Regions from separate parts of the Mus musculus genome. Here regions 2 and 3 are each linked to region 1. Evidence: chromatin loops called from intact Hi-C (ENCODE). Cell type or tissue: heart. All regions are shown on one strand.

Evidence for each region. A loop is a pair of places that touch in the nucleus more often than their neighbours do. Peaks named below come from ENCODE experiments on the same cell type or tissue, not always from the same donor. Only the 100,000 strongest peaks of a DNase experiment are listed, where the experiment ranks them.
Region 2: it touches region 1 in a loop (4-fold over the local background); 12 of 42 quality-filtered maps call a loop at or near these places.
Region 3: a loop joins it to region 1, with 11 times the contacts of the local background. A loop is called at or near these places in 9 of 42 quality-filtered maps.

Annotation. Positions count from the first base shown.
Region 1 is chr1:91,909,373-91,917,372 of GRCm38, forward strand. No RefSeq gene overlaps it. Among named protein-coding and RNA genes, the nearest start is that of Gm46242, 34 kb to the left of the region's middle. In heart, a CTCF peak has its summit at 4,642 (motif pointing right); DNase peaks (open chromatin) are centred at 3,569, 4,719 and 5,509; H3K27ac peaks cover 1,060 bases.
Region 2 is chr1:92,450,477-92,458,476 of GRCm38, forward strand. It overlaps Ndufa10 (NADH:ubiquinone oxidoreductase subunit A10), which reads right to left. Exons shown (of 10, transcript NM_024197.1): 9 at 1,535-1,643. Among named protein-coding and RNA genes, the nearest start is that of Mir6900, 10 kb to the right of the region's middle. In heart, a CTCF peak has its summit at 3,497; no DNase peak of the experiment used is centred here.
Region 3 is chr1:91,966,120-91,974,119 of GRCm38, forward strand. Hdac4 (histone deacetylase 4) reads right to left here. Exons shown (of 27, transcript NM_207225.2): 14 at 6,581-6,767; 15 at 4,824-4,957; 16 at 2,234-2,339. Among named protein-coding and RNA genes, the nearest start is that of Gm46242, 90 kb to the left of the region's middle. In heart, a CTCF peak has its summit at 3,108 (motif pointing left); a DNase peak (open chromatin) is centred at 1,122.

The DNA of each region.
Region 1 (8,000 bases):
CTGACGATACCTGTGTGCTCACTCCTGAGTTTAGGGGTACCTGTGGTGGCTTCATAATGAGTTCTCTAGAAACAGAAAGCAACCTCCTGGGTATCTGGGGGTCACCCAAGAAGTCACTTAATCAGTGGTACCTCAGGGTGCTGATGGCTGTACAACCTGTGGTTCCTGTGCTCTTAGAGTCCCTTGTCATTGGTGAACATCCTTTTGACAAACTGTGGCAGGAATCCTAGAAAGAGCTTGTGGCTATAAGGCCCAGTGGCTTTTCAGGGATGTGGGTTGGCTTGGCTGTCTTCACAGGAGTTTCTGTTTTATTGATGTGTGGCTTACTCAACTAGGCAGTGTGGATGTAGAAAAATACTTCCAGTGGTCATTTTTTTTTCTTTTTACCCACAAAATGACTTCAAAGGCACCACCATTCTGTGCCCAGCCAACAGGGTCCATCTACCCTGTCTAGGATGTGATATCTGGATCCCACTGTGTTCTTTAGGCCCGGCTCATGAGCCTATCAGGGAGCTGGTAGGGGTTGTCTCCCCAAAGTAGCAGGCTAGTGCCCCTTTGGAGGTTCAGGAGATCCTTAGAACTGTATGCCTAGGGCTCACTAGGCTTATTCCAGGGACACATTCCCAACCTATCTGCACACAGAACGATCCTGCAGACTAGTGTTTCACAGAACCCCAGTTTGGAAAACTCACACACCTGTCTGTGTGTGTGTGTGTGTGTGTGTGTGTGTGCGCGTGCGCGCGCAGGTTTTCTAATGCAGAAACTCCTGCATCACAGTAAGTGATGACTGAATCCAATCTCTGAACAGGCTTGGTTGGCATTCACAGCTGTGTGTGTTCTATGTCGCTGTAACCCAGGCCCTCTGAGGACAATTTTGCTGATACAGGAGAGCCATAAGTAGGGCAGTGGGCAGGCTAATGGTAGGGAAATAACACCTGTCTAGACAAAGATCTTACTGCCTGTGCAAGGTTCTCACACTATTTTAAACATTCTATCATCTCTTCCTTCTCTGTGGAATGAGGATCTGAGAGGGCACAGTGGGGCTCCCTGGGGAATGTTTTACTGGGAGTCAAGCTAATCTTGAGCGCTGCCTGACAGATATTGTTAGAGGCCAGGGTCCAGTCAGGGTGGCTTTCAGATGGTGTGTCTGTTCAAGTGGGGAGAGGGATTCACCATGGCACCTATGCAGACTCACGAGTGACCAGCAGTCAGCCCGTTTCACCATCTGGTACTAAGATTCCCCGATGATGCAGACCAGGAACTGCAGGTGTGATGCGTGCCACTGGGCCAGACTGAGGGTGGGTTCTCACAAACATGGTGCTGGGCTGAACTCCCCGGTGGAAGAAACCTGTGGCCATCTTGCTGCAAGTCAGGACTTACCCACAGAGGCATTGCTTGACCAGGGACAGACTCTGGAGCAGACAGGGGCTAATCCAGGCACTCGGGAGGAATGGCCTTTGTGCAGAAGACCTCTCTTGTCCTCCTGATGAGGAAGGTTCTTGCAGACCCTGTGCAACCCACGCCAGATCTCTTTGCCTGCTCTAGTGGTGGGTGGCTCAGCTGCCTCTGGGTTCAGAATGACCTTTCTTCCCACTTCCCGTGTGGGAGTGCTCGTCCCGGCCAACGCGCATCGGTTATCTTGAATCATTGTAATCTGCTCACTGAAGCATTTCCACCTGTGGGATTTGGATGATCCATAAAAGAGACAGAACTCCCCGCTGAACGAAGGAGAGCTATGCATTCGGAACTTGACTTATGGTCACAAACCCAAACGTGTATAATTTTTCTGCTAAGATTGGGGATGAGGGAGGATTACATGTGACCTCGGGTCTGCTTCATTTTCCTTCTCAGAAACCAGACATTTATATGGCTGATTTTAAAGTCGCTCTTAGAAAATGGGAAAGCTGCATGCATGTATATAAAGCTTCAATGAAAAGCAGAAAAGGTGGGGAGGGGGACTCGTTTGAATTTTCAGGGATAGTTGTTCAACTATATCTATACAAACACATATTATATGGTCATGAAAAGTCATAAGCACATGGACATGATAGACATCGGTACCGTGAAGTGTGTTCAGATCAGCACGTGACTTACAGTAGGAACACGCAGCAAATGCCATACTCTGAGCACAGGGCAATGAGTCAAGCTCAGCGCTTACAGCTGCCAGTCACAGGATGCTTTGTTAAGATGGTGAGGTTCTGAGGAAATCTTATTATTAATGCTTTAAAGTTACTTTAGTACCCAATAAGTAGATGTATTTTTTTTAATTAAGTAACTAGATAACTCTTGTCAAATCTCTCTTGCTTCTGAGTTCATAAGAAGGCTCTGGGCTGTTTTCGTCGAGGCCCAGCCTCTCCAGCATCCTCCACAGGATGCTAGGAAGTAGGTGAGGCCCTGCATCACAGGGTCCTTGCTGTATTGGCTGTCAGTCAGCCCAGCTGTGAAGCCCTGGGAGTGGACATCATCGGCAGTAGGATATACTTCCTGTCTCAGCTGAGCAGTGGCTGCCTGCCCCACAGCCTGGGGGCTTCAGTCTTGTTTGTTGAGTGTCACAGGTTCTAAGTCTGCACCTGAACTGACAGTCCTGTGGGAGAGAGAGGGCATGTGGCATGGTGGCCACCCCTGGCCATTGCAGTTTTGGTCAAGGCTCCTTTTAAAGAAATGTTTCTGCCACTGGGAAGAGTGATTTTTGAAACCTGATGCATGGGCATAGAATCAACGGGAGTTGCAATCTTGCTGGGATACCTTAGCTGGGACACTGTGGCTCGCAACTTTGTTGCTTTTGAAGGCTGAGAAGGGAGGAGGTAGGTGCTGCCTGCAAGGACTTGTGTAGGAAAGCACTGTGAAGTTCAGCTGGAGACGCTGGGAAGGGGCAGCGGTTTAGACAGGATGCCAGGTCTGTGGGTGGTAACAGACCTCCCAAAGCCTGGGCTACCGGCAGTACCTGCTAACACCTTGAGGGCAGGGTGGTGCTGGACAGGACTGGAGGTGGGGTGTGGGTAAAGAAGAGGCTCCTTCCTTCAGCCTTCTAGCCCTGCCCCCTGGCCGCAGGCCTGTGTTACCATGTCAACCAGGGAAACAAGTGTTTGAGAGGGTGACCACCCAGGACTTGGGGCTGAGTAGGGTGTGTGCCATTGTTAGGTGACATCAGTGAGAGGTCTTGTCTTCCTTAAAGAAAAACAAACCTAGGAGGGACAGAAGGGCAGTGCTCAGAGCACAGCTGACAGAGACCAGGAGGACGAAGGAGAGACCAGCCCTGCTTGTCCTCCATCCTTGGCATGCAGCTGCTGTATGCTCCCAAACTGACAGATTTTTTAAAAGTCATGTTACATTTCTTTACACCCACTTCCTCCCCACAGACACCCCTTCTTCTCTGCACAGTGAGCATCCTAGGTTAGCAGGCTGACTCCCCTCGGCCTTCCTCTGCACCAAGAGTCCAGTGCATTGTCTGCATTTGCTCCATCACATCTGGTCTCTGGTGCCCTCCCTCACAAATCCCCCATCCCTGGTCTCCAAGGAGGAGATTTGGCCTACATCTCCATAGCTGCTTTTCACAAGGATGTCAGAAATCTGGCTGGAAGTCCTAGAACCCTCCCCCGCCCCGCCCCTGCCTACACTAACATTCCATCACATCCCAAACATCTGGCTGCATCTGCATTGCTGAGCGAGTTGCCACAGCCCACATTGCATGCGGGCATGGGGACCTTTAGACAGAGGGAGGGTCTCACCACTGGCCTGTGGCTCAGATCTGAGGTCAGAAGGCATGCTGTCCCACAGACTCCTCCTCCTGTAAGAATCTCACAAGATTGTCCTCAGAGTGAAACTCCAGAGCAGTGGATGTGGCCCTGGGACCTGTTAGCCCCTCCAGGTCCTCATGGGGGCGGGGGTGGGTGGGTGTCTCATCCTTGGAGTCTGAGCCAAGGCTTGGCCCTGTGGACTCCAGAGCAGCTCAGGTACCCAGGGCAGGCCTTAAAAAATACATAAAGGGCTTGGTAGATGGTTTAACTGGTAAAGTGCTTGCCTTACAAGCATGAAGAATGCATGGGAGTTCCATCTTAGAGATAATGCAAAGGCATTTGTAACCTTAGAACCGGAGGCAGAGAGAAGCAGAGATCCCGTGTTCACTGGCCAGCCAGCCTAGCTTCCAGTGACACCCCCTCCGCCCCCAGGGAGACACCTGAAGATGACTCCTGCACATACACAAGTGGGTGATGCATCCTGTGTTTTTGACACGTGCAGGCAAAATTGGGGTGAATTTGAGAGTGAAGATACAAAGCAACCCTGGGCAGTGAGGCCACCTCTGAAGGTCAGAGGAAATGGTGGGGTAGAGTTCTGACAAGTCTGAGCCCGTGGTCCCTTGTCCTCTCCTAGCAAACCCCTGAAATACTGAAGTCGGGGGAGGGGTCGGGGGAGGGGGCAGATCTTTCTTGTCCTATTAGGACCTTTTGTGGCCCCTGGCTTCCAGACACACTAGCCATGCGGCCTGCTTAGATCACTCAGGACCTTTTGGACAATCCAGAGCTGACTTTTCATCACACTTTGCTGATTAAACTCTTGACCCATGGTGGGAAGCTTGCTGTCTGTGGAGCTGTGTCATCCTGCGGCCCTGACCCCATAATCCACGGGATCCATGGCAGGGACCACAAGGGGGCGCCATACCTCAGTGTTAATTTTCTAGCAGACCTCTCAGTCCCTTGGCAAGGTCTCCTGATGGGGGTGTCCTCAGGGAGGGGTCAGTTTGCATTAGAGGGCTGAGTGTCAGTGATTCACCTCTTCAGGACAGAGGACACTTTGGGCAGGAAGGAGGTGTCCATAGTTTTTGTGTGGGTGGAGGACTCGGCGAGGCCCTCTCTCAGGGAGTCCCTCTCTCAGGGAAGGTATGGGAAAATCTTGTCTTTTTCAGGTTATTCACCCTACCTCCACCCCCCATCCCAAGCTGCAAGAATCTTAAAGCAAACAAATCAGTTTCTGCAAGAGAACACAAGATGCAATATCCATGGATACAGATACATATGTGTATCCTGTGGACACACACACACACACACACACACACACTCGAAAACACAAGATACACCACCCACATATACATATACATATACATATACATATACATATACATATACATATACATATACATATACATATACATATACATATACATATACATATACATATACATATACATCATATACATATACAACATCATATACATATACAACATCATATACATATACACATACACATACACATACATATACATACTTCTGTGTCATAGATAGGCACACACACATGATTTACCACCCACAGATACACATATATACCTGTACACACACACACACACACACACACACCCCACACACACATGCACATATTCTGCTCACATCCCTCCTGCTCCTCTAAGCAGACCTCCTCTGCCAGAGCCCTGGCAGGCCCGCCCTGTCCAGTTCCCAGGTTGATTTACCGCCCAAGAGAGTGAGGAAGCCCAGACTCCCTTATGGACTATACTTCCTTGCCAGCAAAGTTCAAGGTAGGGTCAGTTCTCTTCAGCATTGGCTTTCCAGCTCCCTGCCAAGCTGGGCCACAATATCCCTTTGGGGGAAGGAGACCTCCCAAGCAGAGGGTCCAGAGGACTGAGGACGCATAAGGAGCAAGGAGATGCAGGCTGGGGTACAGAGCCCAGTGGTGCTCTCCCTTGTGTTGTGAACACCCTCCCAGATCCAGCCTCTCACACAGTGTGTCTGTAAAGGACGGTGGCTTGGTCAGGGGACCTCCAGTCCTTCTGTGCCAAGTAGGATGCTATGTATGGCCTGGGGGGCTTTGGTCCCTGTAGACATCGATGTACCAGCCTGGCAGGAACCTGATTGTATCCTCTTAGGCTGGAACTGTCTTGAGGGTAAGGACCGTACCAGGCATCCTAGTGAGAAACTGCAAGGAATATTCCGGAGGAATGGAATCCTGAGAATCACCACCAGCACAGATATCACATCAGGGTGGGTGGAGGTTGGGGGTGGGGCTGAGGGTGGGGCTGTTGGACTAGTCCAAGCCAGCACCTTTTCTTTGCAGGTCTTCCTGTTTGAATAAGTAAACTTTGTTTTTCCTTGATGCGAAGCAATATGCTGTTTCTTATTGAAACGCTAGTAGACACTCTTTTTTAGTTGTTGTTTTTGTTTTTTTTTGTTCTGTTTTCCAGACAGAGTTTCTCTGTGTAGCCCTGGCTGTCCTGAAACTCACTTTGTAGACCAGGCTGGCCTTGAACTGAGAAATCCACCTGTCTCTGTCCTGGAACTCACTTTGTAGACCAGGCTGGCCTCGAACTCAGAAATCCACCTGTCTCTGCCTCTCTAGTGCTGGGATTAAAGGCATGTGCCACCACGCCCAGCTTAGTAGACACTCTTAAACAAGCAAAACGACATTCTACACACAGCCTCACCACAGCAGCTAAGTGAGAGCCTTGGATGATGTGTTCAACCCTCAGACCTCTATTAACCGCTCTTCGGTTTTTCAAACAACGGTATTCTTACCCTGAAGCTGGACGAAAAGTTCCTTCCCTAACTCTTTCTAGTTAGAAGCAACAGGGGCAGTGAACAAACAGCCTGAAACTGTGGTGCTGCCTTTACCTCCTTGAATCGTTTATAGGGTGCAGGGGCTGCAGAGACCCCTGACTCCTCCTCTCTTGAAAATTCAGATCTCCCCAAGAGCAGTGGATATAGCCCTGAGTGGCATGGAACTTGCTATGCAGACCGTGTCAAGCTCCACCCACCCACAGAGCTCCACCCACCTCACAGAGCTTCACCCACCTCACGGAGCTCCACCCACCTCACGGAGCTCCACCCACCTTTGTTGGATGTCTGTATTCTTACTTTCTCAAAGGATTAAGGAGGTACCTAAACCGAGACTCTGGAGAGCTCACATTCAGAAAGAGAAAGAGAAGCATCCTTATCAAGGGGAAGGAGAAGGCCATTCCTTTAAAATGGAGGCTGGGTCCACAGGCTGCCATCTTCTCCCCAAACCCACTGAACCATGCAAAAATCAAGAAAACCATCATCAGCCTGTGATGGTTGCAGAAACACACGTGCTTTCTCTACCCAAGCAGTATGAGCACGGCCACTGGACAAGAGCATGGACAGGAACTCCTTGAGAGAGAACCCGCGAAGGCTGACAGCCTGCAGTTCCCAGGAGGTCACTCCGGGAGACCACAGCGGCAGCGCTCTGGTGAACACCAGGACACCTTTCTTCAGACCAGACTGTATCTTTTGAGTGTGAAGTTGATTGAGTGTTTCCCTGAGCCAAGCCCAAGGGAGCCAAGGCTCAGAGCACAAGAAGGAGCCAGGCCCACCCTGAGCTGGCTGCTGGCCTTCCATGGTTCTGTCTTTGAGCGGCTTGTCCCCTTCCTACCCTCCCCCGGCTTGTCTGCCTGGCTTCTCTTTCCAATTCTTAATTCTTCTTTTACAAGGTTATAAAAGTTTCCTAGAATGGTTGGGAATATAAAGGAGTGTAGAAAACATTTTGGGCTGGGACCATGACATGTGGGCGTGGGGAGCCATCATGGCTCCCTCACAGGCCAAGTGACTCACGCAGACCAGTGTCCCGACCACCCAGAAGCCAGGTCTCTGTCTCTGGGACAGTTCCTGATTGTTACAGGCCTCTGGGATGGCACATGTGGGACCCAGTTTTGAAGGTGGAATTCCAGGAGGCTGGGCATTCTAACTAGGGCTGCTCTGTGTTCTGGGTCTCTGCCACCATTTTCCCTCAAATGCCCTCGGGAGGCAGGTGTTCTACATGTGTATATGTCATAGATTTTGACAAGAGTAAGCCTTCAGTTCAGTGGCCCCATGGCTGACTCTGGCACATGTGGGGTATGGGTACTTACCCTATCTGTCCAAGATATCTCTATAAGAACATTCAGATGCTTTGGTCCAGATGGAAGGTGACAAGACTATAGATAATAGTTCTGTTCCATAATGGGCCCTTGCTGGTTCTATTTTATCCAGGTATCAGTC
Region 2 (8,000 bases), 540 kb after region 1:
TGTCCCCACAGTCCCCATAATAACTTGAGGGACTTAGAAGTATGGAGAATTAGGACCCATTATCACAGCAGTCCACGGGAGGAGTTAAGCAAACAGAGCTCAACAGTCTGTGACTTTACGTTGCCTGCAACAGGAAAACTACTGACATTAGACTCAAATATATCAGAGATGACCATTTTCATTACCAGGTTAATCACTACAGTGGCCAACTAGTAACAGAACGATGACTAGTTGGCAAGCAGGAGGACATACATGAAAGCCAGAAAAAAACCATAATCCCCCAAAAGTAAAATACACAGGACAGGTCAGAAAACACCATGAGACAGCCCAGGTAAGTACTTTTTCCAATGTAACTGGATAAATATTACAAACACTCAGAATAACTAGAGGGTTTTGTTTGTTTGTTTTAATACCTTCAGATAACCAGAGAAAGGCTGACGTGAAAGGGAACAGAAAATAAATCCTGGGCAAATATTAGCTGAAGACAGTCTAAGGTGCTGGAGCAACATTCCTGAGAAGAAACTTGAAGGCAAGCTCTGTTGATATGGGTACAGGCAGTAATGTCAAAGGCACAAGATGGAAAGTACTATCCACCTCGCCAACCACACACCCACTATCAGTGAGGCCAACGCTGACAGAGGGAGGCAGGTCCACAATGCTGTAGACCATCCTTCTGCAGCTGGCAGAGGGAGGTAGGGAGTGTGGGACCTGGCGGCCATAGGGAGCAGCTGTATCCACTCAGGTAAGATGTCAGTCCAGACACAGACCATGGTCAGGAGATAGCTCCCAAATGTATATGGTGAATACAATTATTTTCAAAAAGGCTCAAAGAACTTGTTTAAAAGAAAATGTTGAGTCCTTCAAGTAAGGGAGGGAGGAGGGGGAACAGCCACATTGAACCCCTTAATCAAAGCTCAGTGGTCTGTAGCCTCTGCTGCTGCTGACAGGAGTGCAGGCAGCTGTCTCCGGATGCAGACCCATGTGTTCCACACTTTCCAAGAACCAACATGCTACAGCAGATGACGGACAGAGGACACTCTTCCTATTCCATGATGCTACTTGGTGCAGGCTACTGGTCTTGTTAGGTCCCTGACCCTGCCTACACAGCTAGAAATAGCAATGGAGGAACAAAAGACTTGTGAAGAAGATGTATAAACTAGAGAAAGTCACGAGGAGGGAGAGATGCTATTTCCATGTGTGCATCAGTCCGGCACCGTTGCTGCAATGTACAAATGTAAGGCCTCACAAACATACAAATGTAAGGCCTCACAAACATACAAATGTAAGGCCTCACAAATGGAAACCTCAGAGATACACTGTGAGGAGTAAGGTGACACTGGATGTAGCTGTGAAGAACTAGAGCCATCAGCTAGTGAATGGAGGATATGTGTCCAACAAGACAATGTACCTAGAAAGGACACTGGATCCGGTGCTTTATCACTAGAAATGAGGGGGACAGCAGCTGATCCACTCTTCACGGAGGTGGCTTAGTGGTCACATGTATCCCTGACTTTGCTCCCATAGTAGGGCTCACCTCTCTGAAGCTGTTGTAGATCCGGCTACCCTGATGAGCTCCAATAGTGATTTCTGGGAGGTAGACCGGAATGGTCGTGTAATTCAGCACTTCTGTCTTATCCTGAACCCTGAAAAGTAAGACAAACATGGATTACAACAAGCCATCAAAATAAGTACCATTAGACAAATATTCTTAACTCTTCATGTATCTACAGGGACTGGGGAGATGGCTCAGCAATTAGAAGCACTGGATGCTAAGAGAATCTGGCTTCAACTCCCAGCAACTGCACAGCAGCTCACCACTGTCTATAACTCCAGTTCCAGGGGATCTGTCACCCTCGCAAGACATATATGCAGGCAAAACACCAATGCACATAAAAATAAATAAATCTTTAAAAAAAACCCAAAACAAACAAAAAACCCCAAAACAACAACAACACCACTACTACTAACTAAGTGCTGTTCACAAGCAGGCATGTTCAAGGCACCACTTCTCTTAAAGATCTCTGGGGTCATGTAGCCACTCTGCTAAACAGCTCCAGAACTGAGGGAGTTCTGAGAAGCCCTGATACCTTCAGATAGTGGGCTCTCGATGAAGGGTTTGGGAAATGGAAAAATGGAGCCAATGTGTACTTCACACACAATAGCAGGAGTAATCTACCAGCAGATGGTAGTCCCCACGTTATGCACACTATGCCCTCATTAGAAAGCCAAGTGACAGTACCACATGGAACTTGCTAGGTAGCACACTGGGCCATATTTATCAAGGGTAGATTCATTTCTGGTACTACTAATACCAACTGTAGGCTTCTCCCTTGCTTTACCATTTCATTCTGCTGATTCAAGAACGTTTATACAACTGTTACATCCCATTCTCTTCAAAGATGGGTTCAACATAAGCACTATGCTTGAAGAGACAAACCTTTTTTTTCCCCATTTTTTTCTTTTTTTAAAAATTAAATCTGGGCATAGTCATGCGCTAGACACCCTAGTACTTGGGAAGCTAAGGCAAAGGAACTGCCACAAGTTTGAGTCCAGCCTGGGCTACCTGGGGAGACAAATGTCTGAGGGGAAAAGGCACTAAAGCCTTTCTTAATCTTACAGGCTCAAGAAACAAAGTAATTATTTTCAACAAATTCTTAGCTATACCTAAGTTGTAAAGGCAAGAGAGGATGTTTCTTGTCTGCAATTTCCAAGTGTAGATTCTATAACTGTATCTGGTTCCTGGTGGCTAGATGGCTCACTATATAAACCCGTAGGCGACAGCCAGGTCCCCACAGAACTAGAACCTAAGAGGAATGCATGGTGCATGGGTCCGTGGGTCACGCTTGCTTCCACAAGAAATCACAGAGAAATGATGACTGTGGTAAGGCTGAACTTAGTTGGTGGCAGGAATGTCCTAGTGCAAATGCGCCACTCCCACAATGATCGAGCGATTCAAATCCCCCAAGCACAGTTGTTCGGGTAGCCCTGCCTGCCCGTCCTCCTGCGTGGTTTGCACTGGTTTAGGTGAGTGCCCATACTAGATAGACACTGTCAAAGATTAAGATTGCTTTTCTTAGCTTTCATATCCTATCCAGTTGGTTTTTTTCTGCCAAAAGAAATGAAAACATTTAAAAACAGTTCAAGCATACAAACAGTAGAGTCTGTAGAGGACACATTAGCCCTGCTCTGTAAGCTTGCTCTGATTAGCTGTTACATGAAATTCCACAGAGCCAAGGCCTGGCCTCAGCACTACTTTTGAGCACTCCCTCTCTACAGCAACAAGTTGACAACCTTCTCGTGCTCTTCATGACTTGCTAGCAGCATACACACACAGCTCTCTACTGTAACACAGGATTATTCTGTACCTGCTACTGTTAATTCTGTTGAAGTGGTAACAAAATATTTCAACTAAAAATGAAGTACACCTTAAATGTTAACAAATATCAAAGGAGGGTGTCCTGGAAGTATGTGAACTATAGAACAACAGCGCCATCTATGTATGATTTGCCAGAATTACAATTTACACATGCCCCAGAAAAAGAACAAGAAGGCTTTAAAAGTACTCTGTTGTGTACCTTACTTAAACCTGGAGAAACAACTCTTAGCAGAGCTCACAGGATGAAGAGAGACACAGCACATCTCCGGTAAATACTTGTCAGATAGGCTAGAGATAACATCCTTGATCAGAGATAATGAAGAACTAAAGGCACTGGGAAGCCTCTATGATTCAGAACACAAAGCTGATAAGGAGCTATGCTTACGCAATAAACACATTTCAACGCTACAGATGGAGAAACCCATCTGAGAACAATGTTCCTGCCACACCAGTGTCCAACTATGATGTGACGAAGTGTCACAGGCTGATTAGTGCCATGGGCAGACGGCTTTAACCAGAGGCACTGAGGCACGACAACAGAAAAGTACAGAACAGCAATTAAGGTTCTATGGCTGAATATTTCTCCCATAGGAGAGAGGCCACTTTTCTCCCACTTTCCACAGGCTGTTTTTACTTCCTCCTGAACTGTAGTTCTGCCTGAAACCCTGTGGAGAACTTGCATCCATCACCACAGTACTAGATCTCTGTCTGGAAACTTCCAGCAGCTGCAATGAGCCTCATGGGCAGTAGGTGGGGCTGGGAGGGTGGGTATGGGGGTGGGGGTGGGGGGTGCACTGAAATGTAGCTGAAATTAAACAGAAATGTTCTAAAACGATAATTTGGTCAAGTCTGGACCAAATAAGTCTAACTGGCAAGTGGCATGTTTACAGCAATTGTCTCAGAAACAGATCATAATTTTCACTCAAGAAATTAAGATCAGCACAATTACCATTGAAAACTTATGAAACTGAGGAGAGGGCACAACACAGGGAAAGGACAAAGCCACAGTAAATGAAATACAAGCAATTAATTGGATGTTGTAACTCACAAACTCTGGGAAAATTACAGGTCACAGCTCTATACCCTGATAACCATATAACTAAGTAATACCAAAATTATGAATTTTAAGCACGGGTCAGATCAACATGTGTTTCAGATCAAATTTAGAAAATGATATGGTATTATCTGTGGGAGGTCAAAAGCCAGAAATACTCCCTAGTCGCAGTGAGTCTGTTTGGATCTTAGTCCTCGTGCCCTAATGCTAGCTCATACACTCTGCCCAGTTAACTGATTCTAAAAAGCAAGGATCACAAGACATTTGTGTAACAGACTCAGGGCATTAAGAGGAGGTGTCATGGTGATAACAAGACAGTAATAACCTTGCAGGCTGTGAAGAATATAAAGTTCAACACTGGGATTCAGGTCACCAGGTGCTAGAGCAGGACAGAGGTTGCAGTTTCTGAGCTAATCCAGGAACAGAAATGTTAGTGCTTGAGAGCACTCTTCATAAAGAGGAAACAGGAACTCTCTTAACCTAAAAACAAGTAAACAAAACAGACGAACCTCTGGAGGTGTATTGGAAAACAGTGAGGGCAGTTAGGAACTGACCAGAAGCAGAGATCCAAAATGAAGGCACCAAACCACTCCAGCAGAGAACAACAGGATCAGAAGAGAAACCACAACAGAGTAGTACATCAGCCTTCAGAGTAGTCTTTGGGGAGAAGTGAGGGTTAGCATAAATGGAGGGGCCCAACAGCCTCAGACTCTATCCCAAGCACATGACAGAGCAGGGCAAGACAGGCACAGACAGGCTCAGAGTGCTGCAGCAGCTCCACTTCCTGACAGACATCTCACAGCATCTCCACCATCTGGGCTTTCCACTGCAAACCACCCTTCATTTTCTCATCTTCATGCAGCAATCTTATATGGCTTCCTGTCCTCTTAGGGCTGTCCTTCATGCAGGACTCCTCTGCCACACACTTCCTGGACTCATAGCTCCCTGAAACTACGGAAGAATTCCTGACTCCTCAATTCTTGTGTATTTCACGCCTCTAGGGCCAATACCATTTAGATAACATGCCAAGATCAGCAGCTAGCTTGGGATGGGCCCTCTTTGCCTTTGACCACATCGGTATGTTGAAGCTTCCTCATAAGGTAGAAGCTTAGCTGTATGAGGTCTTGTTTCCTGGGCATCTTACCCTCCAATGAGGGACAGTCCAATGTGGACTGGCCTTAACTAATCTATTTAAACAATTAAAGCCTCTCTTGACAGAGATGCCTTGGCTGTAAACATTAAACTTCCTAGTGCTTTTATTTTCCTCCAGGTTATATATGTTGTTATTTCTTTCTGTTCCATTTGCTCTTTTTCAGTGTAGAACTATATACGGGTTATCAATAATAACCTAACCACAGACTCAATGCTATACTCTCTTGAAATTTCCTCTGCCAAAGAGATTAGTCTATTACTTAATTAGCATCAGGCAAGTTCTCAGGACAAGGGCAGAAGGCAGCCAGATTCCTAGCCAAGGTATCACAGCCTAGCTGTTGGTAAAGTCCATGCGTGAGTATGAGCCTCAGTGCTACTGACTTTCAAGTTCCTACTACAAGAGCCCATTATGTTCTGCTTACAAAATGCAGCTACTTTACTAATCTAAAACATCAAAGCCTTCCACATACCTTAAAACAAAACAAATAAATAAAACATGGCCAGATTCTTCACAGCAACACCCCACTCTCTAGTACTAAAACCTCTAGGACAGCAGGGTAGAACGCCATAGAATCAGGAAGCACAATTTTTCTTACTGGATTCTAGGGGAACAGTGAATGGAATCATTCCTTCCACTTCCTGATACCTAGACTGGCTATGGAAGCAGCACCATATACTGAATGCTGATTCAAAGCACATACTACCTTCTGGAGAACCCTGGAGTGTAGGGAAATCTTCACAGTGAGCACCACTATGGGCAGGGTACCTGGCTATACATTTTATTTGAAAGATGAAATAGCCAGATGTGTGATTGGCTGAATATTGATTTATGAGCTGGAGACTATATTTTGGCTGGATGGTCAGGGCTACAGAATGAGGCAAATGCTTCCTGCCTGCTTGTCTTCATTCTTGCTGGCAAGTCCATCTATCCTGTTGTTGCAGCATTCATGCACCAATATTAGAACCAACTTCTTTGGGACTCTAATGTACACTTAAGACTCTGGGATTGGGGCTGGAGAGATGGCTCAGTGGCTAAGAACACTGACTGCTCTTCCGAAGGTCCTGAGTTCAAATCCCAGCAACCACATGGTGGCTCACAACCACCCGTCATGAGATCTGATGCCCTCTTCTGAAGACAGCTACAGTGTACTTATGTATAATAAATAAATCTTTGGGCCTGAGCAAGCAGAGATCCTAAAAATTCAATTCCCAACAACCACATGAAGACTTACAACTGTTCAGCTACAGTGTACCCATATACATAAAATAAATAAATAAATTAAAAAAAAAAAAGACTCTAGGAATCCTCCAGGCCCTCAGCACCAGATAGGGATTAGAGAGAATAGTGTCAAATAGCTATTGCTGGATTATCACAACAGCAACCTATAAATCAATCCAATAAATCAATCTCAATCTCTCTCTTTTTCACATACACACACACACATACACACACACACACACACACACACACACACAGCCCTACCTATTCAAGGGAACAGAATGTATGACTCCATTTCAAGCAGTAATAGGTATCCCATGGTATCCACAGGGTTGCTTTCAGAGACCCTGTGGAGAGCAAACTCTAAGGACATAAAAAGCACAGTACTGACTGTCACACAGCCTCCATGTTTCCAGCCACACACTTTCAGTAATTCTCACGGTGGACACAGCAGTCACTACAATGCTCAAAGAATACTGAGAAGGAAAAATCTCCACATACTCAGAACAACCACAATATTCAAACAAACAAACAAACAAACAAACAAACAACAACAACAAACTTGGCCAATGTTGTGGCTAAAGCAGGCTAACTGCACATTTCTTAGATGACAGTTACAATATACTAAGAGATCATATCTTGCAGTAGAGTGGAACAATGCCAGCAATGCTGTAAGGGACTGAGAGTGCACCATGCTGTCAGCCACCTGCCCTCCTGTGGAATGGCACTGGACACAGATGAGCTAGGAATTACAGGAAAACACAGCAACTGAAATGTAGTTTTTTTCTAAAGTATGAAATGCTGATACAAAGCAGAATATATTAAATGATCAGTTAAATTCAGAGATGGGGAAAGGAAACAATGTACTAAATAGAAAGCACAAGAGAAATGGATTCTAATAGTACTGCTCATTTTAATGTTAAAGATCCAAGTATAGAAGATACAACTGTCAAGACAATATGAAAAAAAAGACGTAACTACTCGCTGTGTAGAAAAATGACTTAAAATTAGGATAATAAAAGTAAAAGAATGGACAAGACACCATGCCTCTGCTGAGAGCAAAAGTTAATATTACTGTAAATGTTAATATAATATTTCAGACAGAGGAAATTTCAGAACAAAAGAAAACAGCAGGCATATGCAGATGAGCATTCTCTAATTAGAAGATGTATTTAACAACAACAATTGAAACACAAGGC
Region 3 (8,000 bases), 57 kb after region 1:
GTGGATGAGGTAGGAGAGGTAACTCACACTCTCTGTGAGAGCCAGGCTTTCAGAGGTCTGCTTAGCCTGCTTTAGAGTCACCCACGCCAGGTTCTCCTCTCCAGCACGGCTGTTAGGCCCCTCCTTGTCTCTAGGGATGGCATCCAGCCCACCACACCTGCCACTCACTTCAGTCCTATGTGGAAAGGCACATCAGTGAAGAACTACAAATGGCCTTTGTACACAGCAGAGAAACGTGTGGATTGAAAAAGGAAAGAAAAGCACAGCAGTATTTAAACATCTAATTAGGGCTATGTTAACAGGGCTTGGGATAACTGCTATTACAATGTTTCAAGTACTTAGGTCAAAGACATTTGTGTAGGTCTGTGGTGAGGACGCTGTAGAAACTTAAGCGTGGGTCTTGGGGGTTAGGTGGTGATGGAGCAGGTACTTTCTGCAGTGTCAATGTGCGAAGCTTAGCAGGAAGGAAAAAGTGAGCTATGGGCACCAACTGCGTCCAGCGACACAGGTGTAGCAACAGAGTCCACCACACAGCTGCTGGGACGCAGGGGTGAGTATAGGGTGTGGGGCATGGGGAAATAGTCTATAAAAGAAAAAGACCCTGGCAGAAATGGGCCTCAGGAGAGCGGTGCTGGCCATGAGCTGAGGAGCAGTGTTCACGTGACTGGTGGGCACTGAGTGATCATGTCCCAAGCCTTGCACAGACACTTCTGTACCACATGGTACACATCTAGTTCTATGAATGTTCTGGTTTGAAACTAGCTTAAAATTCAAAAAATTCAGGTTGGTAACTTTGGTGGGTTGAGGAAGGGATGGCTGAGGAATGGCTTGAGTCTAGGAGGGCACTTGTCTAGCTGGCTCTGTCCTGCTCCTGTGTGGAGAGTACTCTATAGCCAAGGGTCCCATGTGCAGGACAGTGGGCTATAGAGGGCAAAACAAAAGGCATGGCCTGAAGAGTGAAAGTCCCAGAAGACCTATGATAGCCCTGCATCCAGCCTGGGTCAGTAGCAGACAGCACCTGGACCACACATCCCAGGCTACTCTGACTGTTTCCCATGGGGCCACAGGGCTGTCCTCTGGCTGCTGAGCAGCTTCTGGCTTCATCTCATCTAGGCTGGCAGTGTTCCCCAGTGGCTGAGAAAGAACGCTAAGGAATGGAACTCCTAGGCTGCAAGAGGCCTGCCCTCCTGTTTATTTGGCAGCAGTAACAGTGTTGGGTGGCAGGGACAGGAGGGAGGCAGAGCACACCCCAGTTCTCTGTGGAGTGCCCCATGCCATGCCCTACTATTCACTCTTAAGACTTCCTCATTGCTGCCTGCCAGGGTCTAACTCCTAGGTCCGTGTAATCTGGCAAGAGGCGCCCTGAAATTCTAGCATAAACCCATCCCACTCCCATCTGCTCCTTGGTACTATCACTAGACCAGGCTACACCACAGAAGGGCTCTGTGTGAGCACAGCATCAAGAGCTTGGAGAACATGTCTGCTGGGAGCCCTCACTGGCAGTACTCTTTGGACTGGCTGAGTACCCGCAGAGGGGTCCCCTGTCTCCTGATTGAGGGTGAAGGCAAGCACTCAAAGGGCCCACTAGAGAGGGTGAGAGGGAGACAGGCTTAGTGCAGCCCAAGAACCCCCATTGTGGGACCACGACCTGAAGTCAGAGTCTCAAGGAAGAGACCAGAAGAAACTCTAGCTCTGTCTCTGTTTCTACTGCCTGTAGTTCTGGATCACTGCAAAAATCACTGTCTCTGAGCAGTTGGAGTCTGTGGGGTAAGCCAGGTTGGTGATGTAGAGTGCACTCTGGGATTACATAGGGCCCCACAGTTTGTCAAAGCCTACTTTTATTTGATAAAGCCCCTTCTGCTGATGCAGGATGAGTCTCTGCTAGCAAGAACCTGCCCATAGGAGTGCTGACTGACAGGGGCAAGACTCAGCTCCCGAGTCTAACCAATGGCTTCAGTGTGGCCAGGCCAGGGACTCTCCAGGCCTGCTCTGAGCCTTCCCCTCAGCAGTCTTAGAAAGGAACTGCAAATAGGGCAAGGGCTGGGTACCCCTGGCCGTAAGCATTCCTGAACAGCTTCCAGAGCTGACTGTGCTCTAGGCTTCTCTGCGCCGTGGCCTTAGTGGGAGCCAACCTTCCTGTCCTGGCCAGCAGGAGCCAAGGGCTGGAAACATCACTTGCAGATCAAACCTGGTAGGGATGTAAGGAGGTCTCGAGTACCTAGAAGTTTCTTACTGTCCAGTTTCTGTCTGTTGAGAGGATTTGTGCCGTAGAGGAGTGTGTGGGCCTCCGAGTGCACTGTCTGCAGCTCCTCCAATGTGGCCTTGCGTCCACGGATGCACTGTGGGACACAAGGGGAGAACATGTTTCTGTGTCAGCTCTATCTACCATGACAAGGCCACTGCCCCAGAGGGATGCAACCTGAATATGGGGATAGGCACATCATTACTGACTTTCTGAAAAGTGGAAAACAAAACAGCACATAACATCACATTTCAAAATATTGTAGATGGCTTATATTTTAATCATAGCTTTGAAAAACATTTAAAAAGAGAATTCTGCTTTTTAACATGACCCCCTTTACTGTCACACAATAATTTTCAATAAATTATTACTTTGTTTTCTAAAACCAAGGTCTGGGCTTAAAAATAGCAGGAAGTATCTAAAGTGAGGGAACTGCCTGAGCTCCTTCTCGAGGGGCCTCAAGCCACTGCTCTACTATCCCCTCAACACTAGCCCTTTGTGGGACACTTTGAACATGGTGACACACTGTGCTCTGTGCTGCACTAGGAGCTGGCTACTGTGCTCTTGTGCCTCCACACAGGCAGTAAGGACTGAGGAGATGTGGCTACCCTGCTTTTATCTATTGTGTTCTTACCCCTGCCTGGCTCCACCTGCTTTCTTGGCTGAGAATATGCCTCACAGTTTCTGCCTGCGTGTACTTTCCTGGGAGGGGACAAGAAATTGATGAATGCTGAAAACTGAAGGCTGCCTCAGGGCAACATCTGGACACACAGAATGGTTAGTTCATCCTGCAAGGCCAGCTCAACAAAGAGGAGATTTTTCTCACGACTTGTGTACACTGGTCAATGCTGCCCCCCAGTGGCATAGCATTCTGGACAGACTTCCAAAGCAGGTGCCTGTGGCCTCACCGCACCCCTGTTCATCATCTTCTATCCAGAGGGACTTCAGAAGCAGGTGTGGGCCTGATACTGAGACATCCTCAAAAGTGAGGTACAATACGGGTGGTAAGGGAGTCAAGGGCTATGTGAGCCCTGGGCTAAATCTAAACTCTGAATTCTCCAGTGCATAAGGGAAGGCAGGTGAGCCCACTGAGAGAAAACAGAAATTACTGCTGTTCCATGAGGTATTTACTGGCCTTTGAGGTTCCTTGTGCCCTAACCTATACTGATGTGCAGGACTGAAGGGATTTTTCTAGCTGAGGAGAAGACACAATAGGTTCCTGTGGCAGGTACTGCAGGCAATCCTAGGAGGTAGGTGATGCCAGCCTTAGGGCACAGGGAAAGGAACGAAGGCTCACCCGAGGCTAACAGCTCCCAGGCACAGGACCCTGGTCTCTGTCTCTGCCCTACCCAAATTCATCCTTTCTCCTCAGAGCTTAGGACTCCTGAGTACACAGGGCCTGGGAATGCATACCTGCTGTGTCATGACACAGGAACCCAGAGAGGCCTGACATGATCTTGGACAGAGCCCTTTTCTATGTGACCTGCTCTGCTGTGGCCAGGTATGGGGTGAACACTACACCCACTGGCAGGTAGGCCAGCCCTGCTGAGGGCAAGCATGGCACCTGGGGAAACTGAGTACCAATACCCAGAGTGACAACCCAATGTCTGCCACACAGCTCCTTGGGTAGAGACACTGGCATAAAGGAACCAGAGGCAAAGCTAACCAGGCTGAGGGGTACTTTCTATACTGGCTACTGCCTCACAGAACTTTCCTTCTGAGGAGGAAAAGGTCCAGAGTTCTCCGCATATCCCCAGAGCACCTTTCTGATACGTACAACAGGAGAACACGGGCTCATGAAGCCGACAGGGCTGGTGGGACATGTGGGCTGGTCTTCACTCTGGGTCTTGGATCCTTCCCTCACTTCATAAGCATGGATGTACACACTGGTCAGCCACAGGGAGCAGCTGAGAAGTAGCTAGGAAGAAGGCAGGGACAGCCAAGGGGAGTCGGCCTGGCATGTGGGTTTGAGAACAGAGCAGAGTGGAGCATCTTCTGTAGAAGACACCGAATCTTAAGGAAGCAGGTAATGTGCCCTCAAGAGCTCATGGAGAAGAGGCTAGACACCCAATATGGTAGTGCTGGCACTGCAGATCTGGCAGAAGGTGACTGGGAAATGAGGACTTCACTCTTAGAAGTTATTATGGCTCAGACCTGTATGCCTAAACTAGTTCTCAAATGAACAGGCTGTCACAGGGAAAAGCCAGCTCACACAGCAAGCTGTCTCCTTTCTGCTTCTCTGTTACATTGTGGCTTAGTCAGGGGATTCTCATTAGATGTTGGTACTCTGTTTTTGACCCTCTAGCTACTAAAACTGTGAGGTGGTAAACAGACCTCTTTGCCTTATAAAGTATAAGCCTCAGGTATTCTATCACAGCAATAGAAAAGGAACCAAGACAGGCTTCTCAAAAGGCCACAGACAGAATGGATGGAGATGAGAATACATAGGCAATGTTTCCTGAACCCTCTCCCTTACTACAACATGAATACAGACTGGTAGAGAATATGAATACCGCAGGCTGGAGGCCATGTCCTGGCACAAACAAGGTGGAAGGGGTCTCTGTCCCTATAGACCCCATACCTCACACTTGCCACGGAGTCCAGTCTCCTGCAGGCGGGACCAGATGCTCTGGATCCTCCCAGCATGCTCCGGGTGGCTGTTGGTGTTCCCACAGGTGCACTGATGCTTCAACATCAGTGTGTCATACACAAGACCTACAGTGGAGCAGAGCTAAGTCAGAGTAGTCCCCAGGGCTGAGCCACCCAATGCCAGAAGGTGGCCCTAAGATAGCAGCAGAATTCCTAGGAGGGAACAGAGCAGAACTGGTTCTTGGTTCAAGTTCATCCCACCCCCTTTCCAAGCTGGTACGAGAGGATCGTGATAAAAGCATAGTCAGAGAGAGACCCAGCACTGGCCAACACTGCAGCTCAGGAAGACTGGCTACACCATAGGGCCAAGTTATGGATAGAAAGGCGAAAAGGTAAGACAATGGCACTGAGGTCTGGGTGGCCTCTGTGCTACACTGACTTCTAGGAATGGCAGGTGTTGGTCCCCTCAAGGCCTGCCTGCGTAGTCACTGCCCAGGCTCTGCAGCAAGCAGGTCAGTTAGGTGGGCACTGTCCAAGGTACCAGGTGGTCCGGGTCTGAATGGGTTTTGTGGCTTGCCAATTCAGAGCAGCTCAACTTGGGGGGGGGTGCGGCTGGGGGGAGTGAGAGGTGGCGTGTACCCGCTTACTCAAGATGTATACAAGAATACAAAGAGAACTGGACCTTTTATGTGAGATGCATATGCAGATGTGAATCAAGCAAGTACATGAACACAGCCTGTAGCTTTGGACTGTAGAGCTGAGCCAGCCGCACAAACAGAAGGTCTCTTCTGACCAGCCACAGAGAACACTATGAGCTGTAGCACTGAGCACTGTTTGCATGTAAGTTGCCATGGAGGTTATCATTGCAGAGTTTCCCTTATCTGAGCTGCAGTCCTTTAAGGACATGCAGAGGTGCAATTTTATTGACTGTTTGATTGATTGATTAGGTAATTTTAATTTTGAGATATTACTACTGAAACTTTTCCCTAAAATAGGAAGTTTCCTTCTAAGAAAAGAACATGACTATAGTTGCAGTGTTCTTCAAGACACTTTATAAGACCTATGAAGGATTTATGGAATTTCCCTTCATTTCATTACAAAGAAATATTAAATCAATAATACAAAGAATCACCCTAGCTTCTTTGCTTGCCACCACAGGGAACTCTTGGAAGGGATGGTGTGGTCATCTTGGGAAGATAATCTCTGTCCTTGCAGCTGTGGTCTACACTCTCTGTTGAGCTCACCCTAGACCTCTGGACCTTTAAGGAGCAAACTAAAGTGGCACTGAGACACTACTTCCAGTCCACAGGGCAGGTGCAATGCCAGAGGGGGAGAGAGGTCCAGAGTCTGCTCTGCTCCAGCAGAGTTTCCACTAACCATTGTACAGGGTGTCACAGAGCCTCCTGGCAATGTTGATGTCCTAGGCTTGGTATAGGAGAATATATGCAGAAGATAAAGCTGCTATTGCTGCTGATCAAGAATGAAGGCTGGGAAGCCCCATGCTGGCACACAGGTGGGACTGCTTTCTTCAGGGGAAAGAGAAGGTGGTTTTCTGAGTTTTTGGCTAGCCCCAGAATAAGAGGACCATGGTGTGCCCCATGACTGAGTGGTTCTCAGGCATGGCATGGTGCTGGCTGCTTGTCTCTGGACAGCTGCAGGCTGTTCCCTTAACCTCTCATTAGTGGCTTCCTCCACAGCCCCCCTCCCCCACATCCTATCCCCTACTCCAAGCAAGAGGTCATGAGTTACCTGTGGTGAACCTTGGCTTGGTGGGGGGCTCCTGGACTGACATGGGGAAGGTGGCAGATGCTGGGGAGGACTGTGCCCGAGACAGAGGTCTGTGGCTGCCAAATGACACAGGGATGCCAGCAGCCTCCATAGATGCCTGGTAGTTTCTTAACTGGTGGATCCTCTGCTGCTCCAGTAGGAGGGCTTGCTGCAAGGCAGGAAAGAGGGCCATTAGTACAGACCATTTCCCAACAGTCAGAGATACTTATTACATAGTCTCCCCTAGCCACTGACAGGCCTCTCTGCCATGGGACAACTAACCATGGATGCATGGCTCCTAACCATGTGCCATGACCTGAGTGGGATCATAGAGGAGAAGGCATTTGACATACAAGCCCCGTTTAAAAGGATGAGGGGAATTGCCATCTCAAAGGCCCACAGGGAGATATGGTCCAGGTGGGGCTTGGGAAGAATTCTCTGAAGAGATGGTGAGCAGTAGTGGAGGGGCTGGTAATGGACAGAAGTCAGGTCCTTGGCTGGGAGAATCATTCTGGCCAGCGTGAGAATGGGACAGTGAGTGTACACTGCCATCCCTCTCTCCACAGGTTCTTCTGGTAGTGAAAGGGTGACTAATTTGTGGACCAAACTTGGCCGGAAAGCAAAACAGACACAGAAGGGCCAGCTCTATATTATCTACTGTGTTCCTACCCTGGCCTCTCACCATCTAGTATTCTCATGCTAGGAAGGACAGAACTATGAGAGAAATGAAGGGACATGCTACTAAGAGCTCAGGTGCCCAGGGCAAGGACATACTGTGGGGGAGATAGAATCTGGGTGGGTGTCTGAGAAGTATGGGGTCACCACCCAGGGGATTAGCACCCTGAGGGATGTAGACCCTGATAGGGAATCTAGGGACTGGCAGAGGTGCAAGTCCTCATGGGAAGTAAGCCAGCTCGGTAGAGTGAGGCAAAGAGGAGATTTCCAAGGTTGGCCTGGCCAGAGGCAGTAGTGAACACTTCCTAGGGCCTGAGAGAGCTGAAAAGGGAAGCCATTTTATCCCATGCCACTGCTGCATATTAAAAAGGCAATCTAACTCCAGCCCACACCCACAAACTTCATCTCAAGTCCTATTTGGTGAACAGATCTTATGGAAAATGCTCACTCCTGAGAAACACAGCAAACCCTGAGCTGTGAGCAGAGGAGAGGAACTTTTTTGCAGACAGGAGGGGAACTGCAGACACTGGGACACAGTAGGGAGGCAGGGCACCTCTAGTAGGCTGTGAACACCCAGGCCGAAGCAGAAGGCTCAGAGCCTCCCCAGCTTGCATCTCCATGGGGCCCAGGCTGGCTCTGAGTGATATTCCCTCTGTGCATTTCCACAAACTGTTCTGTGCCTGTGATCCCCATGAAAGAGCTTCATTGATTATTCTCCAGAGAACAC